2 separate regions of the Homo sapiens genome follow, and region 2 is linked to region 1. The links are chromatin loops, found by intact Hi-C in ENCODE. Cell type or tissue: IMR-90. All regions are shown on one strand. Links, peaks and the distances in the headings refer to the core of each region. The heading gives the core; the rest is flanking DNA.

Region 1 (10,874 bases), core at 3,128-8,127:
AATGCTGGCCTTGCTGTACAAGCTTGAGCACAGATTTGAGGGAAGTATATTTCTTAATGTTAAAAAGCAGCATAAGAGGATGGGGGTGGATTTTGCATTAGTACCTTCAGAGCTTTTATTTTTTTCCTTGCCCATTATGACTCACTTCTGCTAACTGAAATTTTTAGGTAACAGTGACTCTAATATTCTGCCAGTTTCGTAGGCTTTCATTGTCAAGATGAGTTCTAAATGAGGCATAAGCCCCAAAAGCAACCATAAAGCTTTGCATTACATACGGAGGGGGAGGGAGCATTGGTTAGTAAAAGATTCTGATTAAGAACCATTTAGTGTCATCTCTGGTGACTCCCATCTGCTGGCCTTCTAGTAACCCGGAAGTACATCAAAGCACAGAACCTTATCTGGCTAAAATGGCCCCGCATTAAAAACCATTGTGAGGTCCGGAATTTTACGTCATTCTTTCTGGAGGACAAAAATCCTTCTAGTGAGCTTCAACAACAAATTCTCTATTATCGCTCATCAAGCTGAATAATAATTATACATCCAGTTATCCACCTTCACAAAGAGTTGGTTAGATCCTTAAGGGCAGAGACTATATCCTCAGGGCCCAGAACAGTTCCTGGCACCTTGTAGACACTCAAAAATACTTGGTTAATAACCATTCTATACTGCTCTGTGCACAGTACAAGCTCACAGAACTGAGGGGGACCTTAGAAATAATTTTGATACAATCTCTTCCATTTCAGGATCAGAACAAGGAGAGCCAGAGAAGCAAAGTGAAGTACCCAGGTTTACAAGATCAGACTACGGAGGATGCTTTAAAAAAAAAAATTTGGCCAGGCGCAGTGGCTCACACCTGTAATCCCAGCACTTTGGGAGGCTGAGGTGGGTGGATCTCCTGAGGTCAGGAGTTCAAGACCAGCCTGGCCAACATGGCAAAACCCTATCTCTACTAAAAATACAAAAATTAGTCGGGCATGGTGACAGGCTCCTGTAATCCCAGCTACTCGGGAGGCTGAGGCAGGAGAACCACTTGAACCTGGGAGGCAGAGGTTGTAGTGAGCTGAGATTGTGCCACTGAACTCCAGCCTGGGTAACAGAGGGAGACTCTGTCTCTGAAAAAAGAAAAGAAAAGAAAAGAAAAATTTTCTCCTCTCAGCCCATAGTTTCTGGGAAAGATCCAAGAGAGATCTAAAAATGACCATTTCATGCCTCAATAGCTTCTTCTAAGCAAACATGCCTTTTATAAGTTATGGAACATTAACATGAAATACATATAGAATGGAATTTGGTAGCTTGCATTACATAAATTTATTTTGGCGAGTGAAGCCCATAGTTCTCAAATCCGATTCATAAAATTAAAACCTCTTATTTTCTTCTGGAGCCTTTAAGGGCTTTTGAAAATCACAGTTAAAAGGTCCAGATTCTTATCGTTCATGTAAAATCAAACTACAAAACTAAAATTTCAGTATTTTAATTAAGTCTGCCTAAGTCCATCAAATTAATTTGCAGCAGCAAAATAAGATAAAATCATGAGAAGCACAGGGACTAATTCAACAGCCCATCACTCATGATTAATTCAACAAGCTTTTACGTCCATGTTTGGGTGACAAATACTAAAATTCCTATGATTGTCTCACTGCATTATATGATAAATGAGACTTTCTTTTACCCCTAAACTAACTAACCTCCTAAAGATCTGGAAATATATTCTCTCCTACGGAGGAAAAGCGCTTTGCTGCCAGAGAGGCTGGGGAGGAGAACAGGGATGTCAAGAGTGGGCTTGAGGGAGATTCTAAAAATCCAGGATCCCCCGTGCAGCACCAGCTCCACTGTGCAGCTTCCTGAGTGGGCCTCTGTGCAGCTCACAGGCAGTCTGAGCTGCTAATTTGCTAGCACCTCTCAGTTCAGGGCTAAATTTCCCTTGGGCCTTGATTTCCTTTTCTGTCTCTCTTTCCCCCTGGGATCAGGCAACTTGAGAATGGAACCTTCTGATTAACATGTCAAGAGCCATAGACTGTCTTAATGGACAGTCTCTTTGCCTGCTCGGGGCACTGGCTCAGCCTGGAGCTGGGCAGGAACTACCACAATGTGTTAAGTCACTAATAAAGGCCCGTGCTCAGTAATGATTTCAAGTGCTCTGAGATAGAGAGCCTTTGGATTCATTAACTCCTCAGCACACTGCCTGCAAAGCCTCCTCTGCTCTCTTGCCTAGCACATCCCTGGCTGCCAAGCATCTGTGACAGAAGAGTGGAAAGGCAAGTTCCTCCAAATACAAAATGGTGCTTGAACCTCTAGATGATGGTTTTGTTTTGTGACATACTCGACTGCCTACTCACGGGGACCAATCTGTCATTTCAAATGGTTTTCCAAAGCAATTTTCTAAAGTGGATCTTTAAAACACTTTGGGATGAATCATTTAAACATTTCAGGTTGGTGACACTCTTGGAGGAAGGAACATGCCCTAGCAAATGGAAGGTATCTTATCTGCCTCCAAGTGAGTGGATGAGTTTAAGCAACAATGCCTCTGAACACACTTCCCCATCAAGTCCTCATCAGGAGTCGCTGAGAACCTCCCCCACCTCCTTCTTTCAAAAGAGGCAATCAGGATCTTTCACATTCTTCTCTAACTTCTTTGAGCCTGAAACACAACCTGGGTGGTGCTGATATATCTCAGGAACCTCCAGGCTTCTTCATCCAGGGACTGAGCAGAGCCTGCCCAAGGCTGGAGATCTATATGCCACCGGGGACCCTGCAAGAGACAGAAAACATAGGTTGTGTGTAAGGAAGAGGAACTGGGTGGGAGGAGAAGGACACAGTATCAGAGAGGAAGCAAGGCTGCTTTGGCTGTCAGCAAAACACACACATATGCACACAGGCAGCAGGAGGCTCTTTGCGAGCTGCTGTCATTAAGGCCACATCAGTCGCAGGGAGACAAATGAGGCCGGAGACAGCACAACTCCCAGGTTGGGGAATTTGCAGGAGAATGCAAAGGCCCCAGGACTGTCTGACTCTGCATGTATGATCAAAGGCAAACTCCACTTGACCCCATTGGGCTCTCCCTTAACTGCAGCTTATTTTATATGAGGCTGTGCTCCTCCGGGAAAAGAAACTCCCTTATCGACGACAGTCTCCCAAAGCTTAGAGCTTCAAGAATATGTGCCTCTCTAAACAAAGCACCATAATGCTGGGGGCTTGTCTTTGTTCTGGGCATTTGTTTATCTTCCTCAGTGCAGGGAGATGGGACCACGGCCCTTGGCTGCTGGGACCCTGCACAGGCAGAGCGAGGACCCCAGAACTGTCATCACCAGGGCTGGGGAGGGTGGCTTTCTAGCACTGTGAGGCAGCCACCACCTGTTAGCAGAGGTTACGAGGTGCTCCCAAGAACAGAGTGGTTAAGGATGACCCGCTCAGCCCCCTTTTGTAGCAAGGATGGGTGGATGAAGGGTTGGGGGAATGCAATGGTCTGGAGGAAACAAAAATGGTAGCCCCTCCAGTAAAAAGGGGGCACTAGTCAGGAAATCCTTATTAGAGCTCAAAACTCCCACCTATAGTTGTCAACACCAAGAGACCTCCAGGAGGTTTGCTGCAATTCCCAGGGGTGGGGACGGCTCGTGCAGGGTAGGGAAGGGCTGGGGGAAGGGAGAGCTCCAGCAGCTGGCGGGGTCAATGTCTAGTGCCAGGAAAGGCTTTGGGCGTCATAGCATAGGTTTCCTGCAGTGTAGTGAGAATGGGCCCCTAAACCCCTTTTTATATGGTGAGGAAGTAGGCAGGGGAGGGTTCTGGGGGCAAGATAAAGGGATCATTCACATATACACAGTGTTCTCCAGTCAGGTACTGTGGTGGGAACTCTCAGCACCCAAGAAAGAAACATCTAGACAGGCCAGCCGTGAGATGCTTTAGTACAAATGTGGTTTGTTGCCCCTAGATGGGGTGGCCTAGGTGACTCGGGGTTACATAGAAAACAGGAAAGTAGTGGGGAACAAGGTTAGTCTATGTGAAGCCAGACGGTCTGGGTTTGGGGAAGAGGAATCCATTCTCACTTGGGCGTCTGAGATCAATACCAGCGCTTTGGAAGTGATCAAGGGTTATTCAGTTTTGGCATTATTAGACACACATCATTGCAGAATCCCTGTAGAGCCCACAGTCTCACATCCCCACAGCCTGTACTACCCTTGTGGGGGCTGAGCCTCACGCAGTCCCTCTAGATTGAAGGAGGCCTCCCTGGTTTCCCGCAGACTGCCTCTTTTTTCAGGAACCCATAGGGCAGGGCCAGCTGTATGGGCATGCAACCTGTGCAGTCTTAGGAGGCCATGCTCAGTTTAATGCTCTGCTGATGCTGTCTCGAAATTCTTAGTAATTTTATTATTTTTTTTATTACTGCTCCTTGCAGAGCAGGGCTAACTCACAGGCAGTGTGCCTAGAGTCAGTCAAAATTCTTAAAAATTTTTGAACAAAAGGCCCTGCATTTCATTTTATACTGGGCCCACGAATCATGTAGCCAGTCTTCCCTGAGGGACACCTTCTGAAAGAACAGCCTTTTCTTGTAGCTCTTCTTGTTCTGTGCAGGCTGAGCAGGCAGAGACTCTAGTAAGAGAGCTGGAGAACATTAAGTCATACATCTTTCCAGTTAATGCCTCCCACACCCTCATTTCTTTTTTCCTTCTCTGAATTCGATGTTGATTACCATTTGGTCAAACAATATTTATTGAGCCTTAGCCACTCTGTGCCAGGCACTGGTAAATAGAGATATGACTAAAACCCAGGCTCTCCCAAGAGGCACTCATGGTCAGGTGGGGGAGACAGATATGTACAAAATAACTTCGATAGTAAAATGCTAAAATATTCAGGAGAGTTGTTCTCTTTAGGAAATTATTCGATTCTGAAATCATAAATTATCAACACATTTAAACACAAATGCCTCCAGTCCTGCTTGGTCACATTGACAGAGTGAGTGCTTCCCAGGTTGCTGCAGCAGCCAGCACAGCAATATGATGTCCCAGGAGCACTCAGCTAGGCCCGGGGTTTAAAACCTCCCACTTCACTGTCATGGACCACTCACAAGGGCCCCGAGCATCTGGCCCAGGAGTCCCTGGATGAAAATGATGAAGTTCACATGTTATGGTTTTCCTCAAAATCAGGAGTTGGAAAATCTTTTCTATAATGGGTCAAATAGCCAATGTTTTAGACTTTGCAGGCCACACAGTTTCTGTTGCAACTCTTTGCCTCCTGTTGTAGCTCAAAAGCAGCCATAGACAGTAAGTAAACAAATGGTTATGGCTGTCTTCCAATAAAGCTCCATTTACACAAACAGGCAGCAGGCTGGATTGGGCCTGCAAGCTGTAGTTTGCTGACTCCTGCTCCAGCTGATCCTAATTCAGAGGTAGGCTGGCCTAAAAGGGGGGGTTGACTGAAATAATGCAAGGGAGACAGACTATGATGTTGTTGGGGCTCAGAATATGATTTCCCAAAGTCTTGTGCTTTGGCATGGTATGAACTTTAAAGTGTTGTAGGACTTTCTCCTTAGTTCAGGTAAAATGGGGTCTTTGTCAGATGACCATGAGAGACTGGGCTCACAGACACTTTGAAGGGTGAGAAAAATGGAATTTACTGGGCAAAAAGGAAAAAAGAGAAACAGGGACTCTCAGCAAAGCAAAAGTTCTGCTAGCTGGCTTCCTGCCTCACAGATTGAATCCCAGTTTCCACCCCAGAAGAGGAGAGGCCAGGCTCCTCCCCACTGCAAATGGTGCAAACTTCCCAGGGGCTCTGGCCCGTTGTGCATTCCTCCCAGTGCACAGGCTGGTCAGAGTTTCTCTGGGGTCCCCTTTATACTTGACTGTCTCAAAAAGACACTGGATGGGCCTCAAAGGCGAGTTCTCTCTGACCTTCTGTGGCCCTCCTGTCTCTCACTCCTCTTTCTTCCCCAAAGTGAGTTCTAGAAACCAGAATTCCTCTTCCGCAAGGCAGGTGAGAGAAACTGGAGACCCTCTTCCCAAAGCAAGCCATAAAATCTACAAAGGTCACTCTCTCCCTTCTCCCCAAATACCTTTGTTCCAGAGGGATCTTGCCCCATACCCAGGAGGAAGAAACACTACACAGAGAGACCAAGAGGAAGCTGAACAGACAGGCCTTGCTGGGGTTCCCCGCTCAGTCTATTACCATTACATCAGACCCTTTTGTCCAATCACACTTCCACGTAGCTGTCCATCTTCATGGAACCTAAGCATTAAAATAGATCATTTTCCCTGCATCTCTAGGTCTTCATTTCTGAAGGCTTCCATGTCATGTAAAACTTTGATTAAATAAATGTGTTATGCTTTTCTCTTGTTCACCTGTCTTTTGTTAAGAGTGTTGGCCGTATGCTTATGGTGAGTGAGGAAAGGTATTACACCTAGATTATAACCAATGTTGTTAACTGGGTGACTTGGGCAATCAGTCAGGGACCCAGCAGGATCCAGTGGGCTCATTCAAACTGGCTAATTTGAGAGAATTTAACAAAAAGTCTATTTACAAAGGTGTGGGCAGGGCTTAAGGAAACCAATAAAGAATAAATAATGCAATACCTGTGTCTGGTAACACCGGAGAGCCCTTACAAGTCTAAAGGGAACTATATGGAGAAGTCTGTAGTACAGGAATACAGCCAATCCTATTACATACTCCACCCTGTCTGCCCCACCCACCAATCTCCTGCCTCCTGTTGGCCAAACTCAAAGGGAAAGCAGGGAAGACTGAGGCTGTGCTTGGTCCCTGCAGGTCAGCCTCCCGGGGTGGAGCAGGGTGGAGGTTGGGCCAGCAGGGGCAAATGGAAGGCTTCTTGTTCCAGCATTCTTTGGAAAGAGGCAGTGAGACTTGACCAAGGAGTCATTCATTCATTCAGTGGGCATTTGTGCCACATGCCAGGCTCTGTGTCACAATTTAATATAGGCCACAGCTGTGTAAACCAATAAATGCCATAACGGTTATAGGGGCTCTGACAGAGATCTCTACAGGGTACACTGGGGGCACAAAAAGGTACAGCGCCTGAGTATTACTCCAAAATAAATGACTGAAAATACAAAGGCAGAGCATGGGAAGCAGTCTCCACTACTAGAAGCCCAAAAGCACATCAAAGGTCTTTCCAGCATTATTAAAGACATCTTAAACACAGTAGCAGCATTTAACCTGAGCTAACATACAAAAGTAACTTCACAGATCAATAATTTAGAATCCATATGGTAAATCAATATGGTGAAACTATAGAATGATCTTAAGGGTCCACAAATAGTATTCTTCTTGCAACCTAATATTTTTCATTTCCAACTGAGTGTTGACCACAAAGAAGCTAAGCACAGCAGCTGGAACAGTGAATAATGTTAAGTTGAGGAGTCTCAGATGGGGATATAATAGAAACACCGCAAATAGATGCCCTCAGAAGTGCTCTGGCTTAATGCTTTGGTTGAGCTGTTTAAAAAACATTTCACATAAAGCAATGTTCTTATTGGAATCAGTCTGACAGCAGTTTGTGATTATTTCCCCATGGAAACCGCTAGCTTTTATCATCTCTTTCAATTATCATTTGTCTTAATTCTCTAGTGTATACATCAACATTTGTCCTTCCCAAATTCCCACAAAGAGAATTCTCTGAGCACCTTAAAACGTCAATGGCAGGTTAAATAGAAAAGGACAAAAATCATCTTTCCCTTTTTAAAACCTCTTTTTAATCATTGTGATTTTACTCCAAACAATTCCCTAAATGCCAGGGTACATTAAATGCCTATCATCCACGTGTTTCAAATATCAAGTGGCCATAACAACGCCACCCCTATTGCTCCCAGGAGGTGGGAACGTGGATTCCCAATCCTGCCTGCCACCTGTACTTCCTCTTCAGACAGGTAAAGCAGCAGCTTAAGCAGAGGTGGCTGGAAATAACATCATTTTGGATTGGTCTGTTTGTCTGTCCCCAGGAGGCCTGAGCTGAAATGTCAAATGAGGTATTACAATGAGTTGCCACAGAGAAGCAGCTTTGTTCCTGAGCTCCTGCAGGAGTGGGGACCCCCTCTATTTCTAAACCACCAGGGCATTCATACAGAGGGGCCTGCCCCACCTCAGACAAGCATTTCTCAGGGCAGGCGTGGTCCTGATTTCCAATGTAAGGAAGCAGCCTCCTTTCAGTTTTGCAAAGGCCTTATCTGGCACCTTGTCCAGACAATGTGCATTGAAAAGTGAGCAGGCTTCTTCTAATGAGAGGCAAATGTTTTCATTACTAGAGAAAAATTCCAAAAATTCAGATTAAGGACAGCAGAAGATTCCATACGCAACTAGTTCATGTTATTTAGTGGCTATTTTGCAGATATCTGAGATTCTACTTCCCGAAGGGTAAAAAGTGATCACTGAGTCATTCAGTGCATGGAGATAATGGATTTGACTCAAAAAGACTGCAACAAGCACAGCCATGAGGCTTTGGGATATTTTTGTCATTTGTGATCTCAGCATAAAGTTTTGTTTCTTGAAAAAAAGAAAGTGATTCTCTCAAGCCATGAAGCTGAATTCCAAGATTTTACTCCTAAAAGATAATGCCAAAAAAAGGGAATATTTTAAAATACTCCTTTGCCTACCAGCTTACACTCATGTACATAATAGAAATATATTAATTCAAGACCATGTAGCATTTAAAAAATTTACAGGAAAAAAAGCAGGCCCACTCATGACCTAGAAAAGAGAGCTATCGATTCTGTGTTATGCAAAAGCTTTCTTTGTTGTAAAATTTGGAATAACAGCTTCCTCCTTCACAGACCATATCCTCACACCCATGAATGACCTTAGGCAGCCCATGAAGAAATTACCAAAAAATGGTGCCACCATCAGCTTGACAAGCATGTTTCTACATTTTTTGTATAAAATAAACCAAAAGGATGCTTCTAATGCCCCATTCCTCTGTGTTTCAAGGCTACAGTCCTTTGGAGGATGAAATTATATGATGACTAATGTAAATGATCAGTTTCTTTATCACAATAGATAACTGATAGAGTGTTTGGGATATTTTTTATAAAGTCTCAATACTCCCAAATGCATGTTCCCACCCCAGTGAGCTCCTGAAGGGTTTTAAAACCAGCAGTTTTCTGCTGGGAAAGATGGCTAACCATCAATTCTGTGCATCACAGTTGTGTGCGTGGAAATGAACAAGGAACTAGGTTGTGAGTCCTCGACTCCAACTCAGCAATAAAGTGAGTGTGTGTTGATGTGTTGACGATGGAGAAGCCTAAGCTTTCTGGGAGAAACAAATCCAAAACAAGTAAAATAGATTTATTTAGCAATTTTGCTGCAATTTTGTGCTAATTAAGAGCATCTGTTAGTGGGCAGGAAACAATGACTGAAGGAAACTGTTTATTCCTTTTTAGAGGGGGTGGGGGTGGGAGTAGTTGGGGGAGGGAGAGGCACAAAATGGTATCTGGACAGAACATGACTCTAGCCCTGGCTGAGGCTGTGAGCACTGCCGTTACGTTTCTGTAACGCCCTCAGTGTGTGCCCAGCGCTTCTGAAGGCTGCGAGGGGAGTGCCGGGTGCAGTTTCACGTGCCTTCCCCTCAGCCTTCTCCTGTAATTGGCCTGTTTCTCAGACCCGGCCCTGCTTCAGAAAGAGCAAGAATCAGTTATACATTGTGCAGTGATGTTTAAAATTCAGGTAACCCATGCAAAAATTTCATTTAAAAACAAAGGATCTCAGTTTCCGTTCTGGGTAAGCACACTCCCACCCCGCGCCTCCCACGGAATGCAGCAGTAAAACCTGGACAGAATGCACAGAGCGGTTATTTGAGGAATCTGAAAAGTAAACAGTAGCAGGCAGATTGGAGAAGAAGACCAGAATTCAAAGTACCTCGAAACTAGAAGCCAGGTCACCATTGCTTTTCCTTCTGGTGTCCTGCCCGCCCTACTCTAGGCTGCCTGGCACCGGTGGTGGGCACTGGCGCAGCCAGGAAGCACCAGGAGCAGCCCCGCAGTTCAGGCTCCAGGAGGCGGGGCGTCTCCCGATGCTCAGGGATAGTAGAGGAAATCCTCACTTTTCCTCCTTTTTTTTCCTTTCTCCGTTCTTGCAAGTAATCCCACTAAGATGGTAGAAGCCACAGTGGGGGCCTGAAGGCACCTAGAACTCTGCGAAAACGGAAGTTTCCTCTCCTCTCTGAGGCAGTGGACCCCAGAGAGTGGGGTGAATCCTCATTGACTATGTCTGTCTCTCTCTTCCCGCAGCTTGGCCTTGGACTCAGGCACAGTCACAGGAAGTGTGAAGCAGAGCGTAGGCAAAGCAGGGGTAAAAGCCCAAACTTTCTGGTCATAGATTCAAAAACCGTAGGGAACTGGATAATACTGGGGAAACTGGGGAGAAGGAGTAGCTTGGGAAGGCAGCCCCATTAACGGATTTGTAAAGCACCTGGGCTCACTCTAGAACTGTGCATGTGTGGATCTGATCCTGCCTGGCACAGCAAAGACTGAGAACTGAGCTAATAGATGGACCTCTGGAGCTAACAGACAGACAGACCTCTGCCCAAGCCCCAGACTGGCCTGGGCATACATGGGATACACATGGGACAGAGGTGAAACCCCTACCAAGCCTTTGAAAACAGAGCTGACATGGAAATTACAACCCACAGGAGGCTGGTGGGAACTTGAGGCCTGGACCCAACCAGGATAACTGCCTGTTAAAACAAATATATCGACATTATCCACAGTATTTAAACAAAACTCGGCCTTATAATATTCAAATTTTCAGGATACAGTCCCAAACTACTAAGCATATGAAGAATCAGGAAAATCCCAACTTATGTGGGAAAAAGACAATCAGCAGATGCCAATGTAGGCCTGATACAGATGTTGAAATTTTTGGCAAAGACTTAAGAGCAACAT
Region 2 (10,874 bases), core at 3,586-8,585, 100 kb before region 1:
TACCACGTTGAAACGGTGTGACTCGTAGTGGCTCTGTTTTTAGATTAAAGTGGGAGTCTGTTCAGCAGTGCTTTATGATTTTAAGGCCTCCCTGCACAAATTAATACTGCCTAAGATGTCACCGCAGCCTAAAGGAAGACTTGTGGAAGGCTCTCAGCTGTGTACAGGGGAACAAAATGTCTCCATCAGATAGAGTGGATTTGGTCCGCATCTGTCTCCCCTCTACTGGCAGACCATTTTTCTGTGGAAAACTGAAATTTTCCTCCTGAAGGAGATGATAGAAGCTCTGACTGGGACTCCAGCTGTAGAAAAGGATGCCTAATTACCATGACACGTACCTCCTGATGGGAGTTCACTGGAGGTGATGGTTTAGAGCTGCTGCATGTGGTTAACAATTTGTGCCATGCTCATTTTGCACAATTGTACGTGTCTTGGTCATGGTGGGGTGGCAAAAATAGGAACATTTTTGCTTTTGTTTAGCCACATTTTATTTTTCCCTGTAACTTTTAAAAGAGTTGAGTGAACTGGCAATATTCATTTTTAAGTAAAGTATAATAATCAGCACCTTAAAATTAGTGTATTATCAAAATATCATCTTAAAGCAAAAGAAGGTAGCCTGGGCAACATGGCAAAACCCTGTCTCTACAGAAAATACAGAAATTAGCCAGGCGTTGTGGTGTGCACCTGTAATCCCAGCTACTCGAAAAGCTGAGGTGGGTGGATCGCTTGAGCCAGGAAGGTTGAGCTTACAGTGAGCTGAGATCCAGCCACTGCACTTCAGGCTGGGCAACAGAGCAAGACCCTATCTCAAAATAAAAATAAAAAACCATGCAAGCTAATATAGTTTTCAGAAAGTCTCCTACATTCTGAATCAGTTTCTATGAAATTTGGTAATGTGATCACAGAAATATACAATTATTGAACAAGGGCTACAGTTTCCTGAACTTTAGGTTTGGGGCACTTTGTTTTCACTTGCAGCCTGGTGGACATTCTGAGAGTGAACCTCCAAAATTCCAGCAGCCATTTCTTTCACTGGCAATAATTGGTCTTTTACATTTCCATAAATTCTTGGCTAGCTAGTCATCACTTGTATGTACTGCATATTAAGTAATTGCTATGGCAGACTTAAAAGAAAAGTTAAACCTTTTCCTCTTGGTTCTTAACCAAGATGTTATGCATCAGAATCACCTGAGGAGCTTCTTCAAGGGGAAAAAAACGCCCACATTCTGAAGCCCACACATAACATATTCTAAGTCAGTAAATCAGGCGGTGGCATTCCAGTGATCTTGACTCACAGCTGAGAACCACTGCTTAGTGCTGTTTGTCTTTATGGTGTTAATGTTTTAAGAGAAGAAGATATATGATACTTCACCTCATTGCTGTTTCTGTTGACTCCACCTTTAGGTCACAGTAAGGCTGTTAGGGATATCTGCTTCAATACTGCAGGAACACAGTTCCTCAGTGCAGCCTATGACAGGTATCTTAAGCTCTGGGACACTGAGACAGGTAAGAGTTCACTTATGCTAATACACATTCATCTTACAAGTTATTTATATTTGAAATGGTGTGAGTAGTCTTTTGTGGCAAAATGGCACCTTCTCTAACTGCTGATTCTCATACCATTCACTGTCAGCAAATATCACAAAATACATTTGTAAGTCGAAACTGAGCATGAGTAGCTCTTTCACTGTGAAACTTGTTTCCACCAGATAGATTTTATAAAGCAAACGTACTGACAAATAAGCAAAGTGGAAATCTTGTATAGGCCATCTAATTGATTTTTTTGTTCCCCTACATCACCTAGCACTGTGCATTGCACATAACAGAAGTGCAATAAATGTCTAATGAACAAAATTAAATGTATTTGCGCAAATTGATTAAAATGTAGGTCTCAACTTTCACAGGCCAGTTGGTTTTATATATTCACAGCCATACTAATTGCTGTTTATTAATTGATTCACATTAATATGTTGTGGCTAGTATAATTTTATGTAATTATAAAAATTATCTTACTATCTTATTGTCTTACTGTCATTACCCTTACTGCATCTGAAGGGTAATGATAATAGTTAATGTTTATTAAACATCATTTAACAGGCATAATTGCTAAGCACTGATATTCAGTGTCTCCTTCAATCTTAATTTATCCCTATGAGGTAAGTACTATTATTATATTATAGATAAGGAAACTGAGGCTTAAAGAGCTAACTTTTTCAGGGTCACACAGCTAATAAGTAGCAGACTTGGGTTCAAACGAAGCTCTCTCTGATGCCAAAGCCCATATTCTTCAGCACTTTAGCAGTGGTTCTCAATTCTGGCCACACATTGTAATCATCTGAAGAGCTTTAATATTACTGATGCCTGAGTCCTACCTTCAAAGGTATTTATATAATTGGTATGGCTATAGACTAGATGATTGTACTGTGTAGCCAAGGCTGAGAGACTACTATTTTGCAGATTCTTTTAAAAATCAAGATAAAATACACATACAGTAAAATGTATGAAGTGCCTAAATATTCAGTGATTTTTTTTTTTTTTTTTTTGGTAAACATATCTATGCAGTTGTCTACCACAAAGATCAAGATCTAGAACATTTGCGGCACTCAGTAAAGGTTTCTTATGCCCTTTTCCAGTCTGTGCCCACTGCCAGTAACCATAGTAACCACTTTTGTCATCATTTTCCTCTTCATTTTTCCTCTTCTTAAACTTCTTATAAACGAAATCATACCATTTTTTCTCTTTTGTTTCTAGCTCCAGCATAATATCTGAGATTCCCTCATGGCTTGTACCAGTAGTTTGTTCTTTTTTATTGCTTGCACTATTCCATTATATGAATGAAGTTATAATTTATTTATTCTACAATTGGTAGTACCGATTTACTTTTGAAAAAATTATTTTTAATCATTAAAAATCTGTGAAAAAGAACAAATGTAGTTTACAGTAAAGAGCAAGCAGGCAGCCCTTCCTCAAAATGTATTAAGCAGGTGACCTCTAGATCTTAATCTCACAGTCATCTTTAAGTGGTCAAATTTATTTTACCTATTTAATTTGAGTCTTTGGTTTTAGGACAGTGTATATCAAGATTTACAAACCGAAAAGTACCTTATTGTGTCAAATTCAATCCTGATGAAGATAAGCAAAATCTCTTTGTGGCTGGGATGTCTGATAAGAAGATTGTGCAAGTAAGTCTTTCACAGTATTTTGTTAAGACTCCTAAGCTTTATGTTGTATAAGGGGATGGAATAAGTTAATAAGCTAATATTACTCATTTAATGTTTGCTACTTTTAGGGACGGCTAATGCACCATTCTTAGCAGAAAAATTTACATTTATAAAAATATCGTGTTGAAGATCTTCTCCTTCTCCACTTTCCAGAATTATGGTCTTTCATAAATCCACTCTACTTCTGTCTTTACCTTTTTTCTTGCCTGATACACAGTGGGACATTCGAAGTGGAGAAATTGTGCAGGAATATGATCGGCATTTGGGAGCTGTCAACACCATTGTTTTTGTGGATGAGAATAGGAGATTTGTGAGCACATCTGATGATAAAAGCCTAAGAGTTTGGGAATGGTGAGTTTCCATCAGTAGAAAATCTGATTTACATAAAGCAAGCAGTTAAAAATTATATAGACAAAGATGAAGCCTGATAATATGCAACCATTTGAATATTTTTTGCAACTGTGATCCTGGCTTGCCAATCAAACTGTTTTAACTATTTAAGTACTGACAATATGCAGATTAAATCCAAACATGCTACCATTTATAATCTTTGGATAGTCTTTCCAAAGGATGTGTATCTTGAGTTGTTTTTCTTATACGGATGACAGATTTGTATTTTGCTGTCTTACATTCTTTATTAGGTACCTTATTCATCTCTGTAAAATAACTGGCAAGCAGTAGGGGGACTGAGCATAAGATCATGGCCCTAGAACCACCCAAAGAAAATAGTGGTGTATATCTTAATTTTTTAAATGTCTACTTTTTATGATTTTTCAGTACTGAAAATGCCCCATGTATTAGTCTGTTTTCACACTACTGATAAAGACATACCCAAGACTGGGCAATTTACAAAAGAAAGGTTTAATGAACTTAAGTTCCACATGGCTAGGGAGGCCCCACAATCATTGATGAAGGAGAAAGGCACTTTTTTTTTTTTTTTTTTTTTTTTGAGACGGATTCTTGCTGTGCCACCCAGGCTGCAGTGGCGCAATCTCAGCTCACTGCAAGCTCCGCCTCCCGGGTTCACGCCATTGTCCTGCCTCAGCCTCCCAAGTAGCTGGGACTACAGGCGCCCGCCACCACGCCCGGCTAATTTTTTGTATTTTTTAGTAGAGATGGGGTTTCACTGTGTTAGCCAGGATGGTCTCGATTTCCTGACCTTATGATCCGCCCACCTTGGCCTCCCAAAGTGCTGGGATTACAGGCGTGAGCCACTGCACCCAGCCAGAAAGGCACTTCTTACATGGCGGCAGCAAGAGAGGGAATGAGAGCCAAGTGAAAGGGGTTTCACTTTATAAAACCATCAGATCTCATGTGACTTACTACCACGCAAGAACAGTATGGTAGAAACTGTCCCCGTGATTCAGTTATCTCCCACAGGGTCCCTCCCACAATACATGGGAATTATGGGAGTACAATTCAAGATAAGATTTGGGATGGGACACAGAACCAAACCATATCACCCCATATCATGACTCTGGTACAAATGTTTTACTTATGGAATATAGTCATATTATATTGGTTAATTGTACTTTACTAGGGAAAAAATATTTTTCTAAAGTTAAGCAATATACTAGTTTCATTACATATCATAGTGTGTTCTATAATTTAGTTGCAAAAAAAATGCTTACTAACCTTTTTGTTAAAACGAATGATTGGATGGAAGCCGCCATGTTTTTACAGTCAGTTATGAAGCACAGCTCAACCATGAGTCCTCCTAGCAAAGACTAAAAAGTGTGTCTTTCCATCCCCAGAAGCTTTTCTGCTTTAACAAGTGGAAAGCCTTGAATCACAGCCAGTGGTTTCCTCTTTATACTTAAGTCCCTTTGGGGACCTCAGCAGGTCCCTAACCATTGTCAGGACAATCTGGGTGACTGAGCATTTAATGTAATTTAATTGTAGTTTCTCCCACACTCACCACCACCACCACTATACCCCTTCAGATTATCCCCAATTAGTAGAGAGTAGTCTTAATATATAGCCCATGTTAGAGGGTACCTTACAGCTAAGATCTTTCTTAATTCAGAAATATTTTTTTACAGAGAATCTAATATGGACCCCAAGTTTTATATGAGCCACCTTAGATCACTTGCACAAACTCTGGATGCATATACATGTTCTGTTTTGTTTTATATACTTTAACAGGTTGATCATACTCAAACTTTCTGATGTTTCTACCTTCAGATATTTTCAATTTTAAATATAGAGTGGTATAAAAGAAGTTGGTAAATATTTAAATAATTGAGCAATTACAGGGCTTAAGGACATGTGTATGTGGGTATTCTGAAGTAAAACATTGGTCAGGAAAGAATTTTTATTAAACTAGCAGATAATGTTAGTATGTTTCTTTTTTTTTTTTTTTTTCATTTCCTCTCAGATCTTAGGAAATACTCCTAAAAAGTCATGATACTGTTTTGTTACAAATGATGACATTCTTTAGATTTTACTGTAACTTGGCTGGGTGCAGTGGCTGATGCCTGTAATTCCAGCACTTTGAGAGGCTGAGTTGGGTGGATCACTTGAACCCAGGAGTTTGAGACCAGCCTGGGCAACATTGTAAAACCCCATCTCTACAAGAAATACAAAAATTAGCTAGTGTGGTGGCACAGGCCTGTAGTCCCAGCTACTCGGGAGGCTGAGGCAGGAGGATTGCTTGTGTCTGGGAGGTCAAGGCTGCCGTGGTCTATGCTTGTGCCACTGCACTCTAGCTTGGGTGACAGAGCAAGACCCCATCTTAATAAAAGAATTAAAAATTAAAAGCTGGGCACAGTGGCTCACGCCTGTAATCCCAGCACTTTGAGAGGCCGAGGCAGGCGGATCACGAAGTCAGGAGTTCAAGGCCAGCCTGGCCAACATGGTAAAACCCCGTCTGTACTAAAAATACAAAAATTAGCTGGGCGTGGTGGCAGGCGCGTGTAATCCCAGCTACTTGGGAGGCTGAGGCAGGAGAATCGCTTGAACCCGGGAGGTGGAGGTTGCAGTGAGCTGAGATCATGCCATTGCACTCCAGCCTGGGTGACAGAGTGAGACTCCATCTCAAAAACAAAAAAAACAAACAACAACAACAAAAAACAGTTTTCAGTTTAACCCTTACTATGAGAGCCTTCCTGACCAGCCCACAGATGAGATTAGGTGCCTCCTCTCCATCGTCCCACACTGTCATTGGCTTTCCACAGTTTTTAGCATACTTCAAGTACTTGTTTATTTGTTCTCTTTCCTGACAAGTTCTTAACCATGAGAGAAAGAACAGTGTGAGTCATGCTTACTGTCTGTTCCCAGCACAGTGCCTGGCACACAATAGTGCTGAATCTGTAAAGAAGTCATTATTGGTGTAATTATCAATGATGTTACACTGATTGAGCTCTTTCTATATGCCAGTCACTATCCTAAGCATTTCACGTGAACTATCTGATTTAGTGTGCAAAGCAATCTTATAAGATAGGTACATTTGTTATTCCCATTTTATGTATAAGGAAATAAGATAGTTTAAGTAATTTGCCCAAGGTTATACAGGACACGAAAGGGCCAGAGTTCACACTCTGATCAAACTGATTCCAAAGCTTGTTTTTGTTTTTTGTTTTTAAGAGACAGGATCTCACTCTGTTGCCTAGACTAGAATGTAGTGGTGCAGTCATTGCTCACTGCAGCCTTGAACTCCTGGGCTCAAGCGATCGTCCTGCCTTAGACTCCTGAGTGACTAGGACTACAGGTGCGTGCCACCACGCCTGGCTAATTTTTAAATTTTTTGTAAGAATAGGGTCTCACTCTGTTTGCTGGGCTGGTCACAAACTCCTGGCCTCACAAAGCTTGAATTCTTGATCATATGAATGGATGGTTAGATGAATGAGGGGACTGGTAAGGAGAGAAGGTATTAATTAATAACTTGTATTTGATTTGATTAGTGAGAAAGTAATAAATGTGAGGGTCTGTCCTGCTACAAAGATAAATAGGAAGCAAAACCAACTCAGGATCCCCGGAACTGTGCTTCACTGCATAAATCATCCCAAAGAGCAATTACTAGTGATACTGGCCACTTGCTTAGGAGAGGAAGGGAGGCCCTGACCTCCTCAAAGTGACAGCTGACCTCCTCTATGGGAAAATTAGCAACACTGGGGCCTTCAGACAAGTGGTGTTTGCCAAACTTTTATACTTTGTACCTGCTTAGAGTACCATAATGATAAAAGAAAACAAAGGAAACGGCTTTCTTAAATAATACTACACAAACTAACTCTTATGTTCTAAAGGAGAATAAAAGCTATATTAGATATTCAGCAACTTGTAGGGTTTTGTTTTGTTTTGTTTTGTTTTGTTTTGTTTTGTTTTGTTTTGTTTGAGACAGAGTCTCGCTCTGTCACCCAGGCTGGAGTGCAGTGGCACAATCTTGGCTCACTGCAACCTCCACCTCCTGGGTTCAAGCGATTCTCCTGCCTTAGCCTCCCGAGTAGCTGGGACTACAGTAATGCGCCACCATGCTCAGCTAATTTTTGTATTTTTAGTAGAAACGGGGTTTCACCATGTTGGCCAGGATGGTCTCGATCTCTTGACCTTGTGATCTACCCGCCTCAGCCTCCCAAAGTGCTGGGATTACACTGCACCCGGCCAACTTGTGGTATTTTAATCGACCAAATGCATGAAATATCATAGGCATGTTTTTTCCAGAAGGCATTTATTTTGGTAAAATATTTTTTAAATAAAATTTTATAGAAGTTGACACTACTGTTTATCATTTAGCTTTAAAAATTCAGACTTTTATTAGGTTTTTTTCGTGAATTCATTTTTAAACTGGAGATTATTTGCAAGATATGAGTTACTAGCTTATTATACTGAATTACAGTATCCAATTAGTGCTGTGTTTGTTTGTTTGTTTATTTATTTATTTTTGTGATGGAGTCTTGCTCTGTCACCCAGGCTAGAGTGTCAAGTACAATGGCATGATCTCGGCTCATTGCAGCCTCCACCTCCTGGCTTCAAGCAATTCTCCTGCCTCAGCCTCCCAAGTAGCTGGGATTACAGGCATGTGCCACCACACCCGGCTAATTTTTGTATTTTTAGTAGAGATGGGGTTTTGCTATGTTGGCCAGGCTGGTCTCAAACTCCTGACCTCAGGTGATCCACCCACCTTGGCCTCCCAAAGTGCTGGGATTACAGATGTGACCCACTACGCCCAGCCATGTTGTGTTTATTAAATATAACTATGCCTAGCAGGCATTTTTGCTAGAAATAATGAAGTCCACCGGGTAGTTCAAATTCTTCTTCCACAGCTCCTGGTATGAAGATTCCTTGAAATAAGGTATCCATTTGAATATTTTTGTTTACTTTTGTTAACACATTGATCAATATGAACCTGGACTATGCTTAATTTAGAAAATTCTCATGTTTTAATTCATGTTGTAAAATTATTAACCACTAACAATACGAGGAGGGAAGAAACAAGCCTTTTTTCATTTGCAGCTCTTTTTAATACTTTTGGTTCATTATAAATGTCAGTTCTCATTGGTACCATAGAGGTATAAAGGGTTGGAGATCTGACAAATGATGTTATTCCCCAGGTTATACCTGAAAATGTTTTCCTCTGACCATGACCCTGATAGAAGTTTTTTCTAGTCATTTCCTCCTTCTGCTGGATGGATGGATAAATAGAGAAAATCCTTATATTAAGGCAAATTACTATTATTTTCCAGTTAATCAAAGTATTGGAACTTGAAACAGGGTTTGAAATTGAAATTGCTGCTGTATAATCTGTGTTATTCATCAGATTACAAAAAAAATATTTCTGGTCTCATGAAAAGCAACAAGACGAAAACTCCTTTCAGAAAAGAATTTTTAGCATGGAGAATATTAAAAATGAAAAGGCACTTAGAACTTTTGATGGTTCTAAATTTAGGTGGCTACTTTTTAATTTTTTTTTCATTCTTTCATCACTCACATGAGGTTTTTTTTTTTTTTTTATGTTTTTTCTCCTTCACCAAACACATTTGAAATGCTTTACATGTAAACTGAAGATAGTCCAGGTACCAAGCATTTATTTATCATCATTTATCATCATTTCTGGATGGGCTAGATCAGCTCACAGATCCCTACAGCTTTGCCTGCCATCCACCTGCATTGCTGCAGGCTGTTTAACACTCTCACCTCCTCAAGTTAAGGTAGGCTAGCCAGTAAATAACACTTCCCCATAGGCTTACCTCAGACATCTTGCTTCACCCTACCATGGTACATTTTTAATTTAATTTTTGGTTTTATTTCAACAGCTTTTGGAGTAAAAGTGGGTTTTGGTTACATGGATGAATTATATAGTGGTGAATTCTGAGATTTTAGTGTATCCATCACCATGGTACATTATTAAAGAACTTTCTTTCAGTAACAGATTTTTTAACATAAAGGCCAAAGTTTAAATGAAATAGAAAACAAAATCACCACCACTGTTATAATGATCATGGAAAGTGATTTATGAAGTACAGGATTTACCATAAGCAGTACAGTGTCATCTTGTGATTTTTCTTCTTCCAGAAAGTTTCATGAAAGATTTATTAAATATATAATATCAAGAGTTTGCTTTTATTTGCATATTATTCCTTTGTTCCAGAGATAATTCTGAAGGTACTTTTTAAAAGTTGCTTATTCTGATATGCTATTTAAAATTTTTAGGGATATCCCTGTGGATTTCAAGTACATAGCAGAACCCAGTATGCACTCAATGCCTGCAGTGACTTTGTCTCCAAATGGTGAGTTAGTATGTAGATTGTATTTTTAAATGAGCTTCTAAGATACAGTGTGATTTCTTTATTCAAAAGAACTTTGGCCCCTTCCTTCTTGGGGAAGTTTGTCACTGTGCCATTATTTGTATAAGGTAATCTTTACAATATTAGAAAGAATTACTGGTTTTCATATGCAAGTCACCTCACCTACTTTTCTGTGTCTCTTTTTAAATAAAAATAAAAGAAACAATGATTTACAGCTAACATTGATTGAACATCAGATTTTTATTTAACAATCAGTTTTCTTTTCTTTTTTCTTTTCCCCTCCTCTCCCCTCCTCTCCTCTCCCCTCCCCTCTTTTCTTTTCTTTTCTTCTTTTCGAGACAGGGTCTCCCTTTGTTGCCCAGGCTAGTCTCAAACTCCTGGGCTCAAGTGATCTTCCCTCCTCAGCCTCCCAAGGTGCTGGGATTACAGGCCTAAGCCACTATGCCCGGCCAGAGTTTTCTTTTCTAATTCTCCTTCCAAACAGAATCACGTTCAGTAAATCATTTAATAATGATTTGGCCAAGGCAGAAGAATCACTTGAACCCAAGAGTTTGAGACTAGCCTGGGCAACATAGAGAGACCTCATCTCTACAAAATAAAATTTTAAAAATCAGCTGGCATGGTGGTGCACATTTGTAGCCCTAGCTACTTGGTCAGGCTGAGATGGGCAGTTTGGTTGAGCCAGGAGATTGACTATGATCATGTGACTGTACTCCAGCCTGGGCAACAGAGCAAGACCCTTCTCTCTAAAAAAAAAAATAGTAATAGTGATTTACTGTAAACTCTTTCAGGGGATAGGAAGTTTTGGTCTGATTCTCCATAATGAGAGAACACTTTAGCAATTCACTATAAAAGATTTTCTCAGGCAAAAATTAAGAAGATAAATCTATTTAATATTGTTTAATCCATT

What was found. A loop is a pair of places that touch in the nucleus more often than their neighbours do. Peaks named below come from ENCODE experiments on the same cell type or tissue, not always from the same donor. Only the 100,000 strongest peaks of a DNase experiment are listed, where the experiment ranks them.
Region 2: a loop joins it to region 1, with 2.2 times the contacts of the local background. A loop is called at or near these places in 1 of 110 quality-filtered maps.

Annotation. Positions count from the first base shown.
Region 1 is chr6:110,320,124-110,330,997 of GRCh38, forward strand. It overlaps METTL24 (methyltransferase like 24), which reads right to left. Exons shown (of 5, transcript NM_001123364.3): 2 at 2,651-2,749. Among named protein-coding and RNA genes, the nearest start is that of METTL24, 33 kb to the right of the region's middle. RefSeq lists enhancers at 2,717-3,324, 9,977-10,477. In IMR-90, for the core only: no CTCF peak of the experiment used is centred there; a DNase peak (open chromatin) is centred at 5,278; H3K27ac peaks cover 1,888 bases.
Region 2 is chr6:110,216,298-110,227,171 of GRCh38, forward strand. CDC40 (cell division cycle 40) reads left to right here. Exons shown (of 15, transcript NM_015891.3): 10 at 1,405-1,506; 11 at 3,067-3,182; 12 at 3,439-3,572; 13 at 9,870-9,946. Among named protein-coding and RNA genes, the nearest start is that of CDC40, 41 kb to the left of the region's middle. In IMR-90, for the core only: no CTCF peak of the experiment used is centred there; no DNase peak of the experiment used is centred there; H3K27ac peaks cover 599 bases.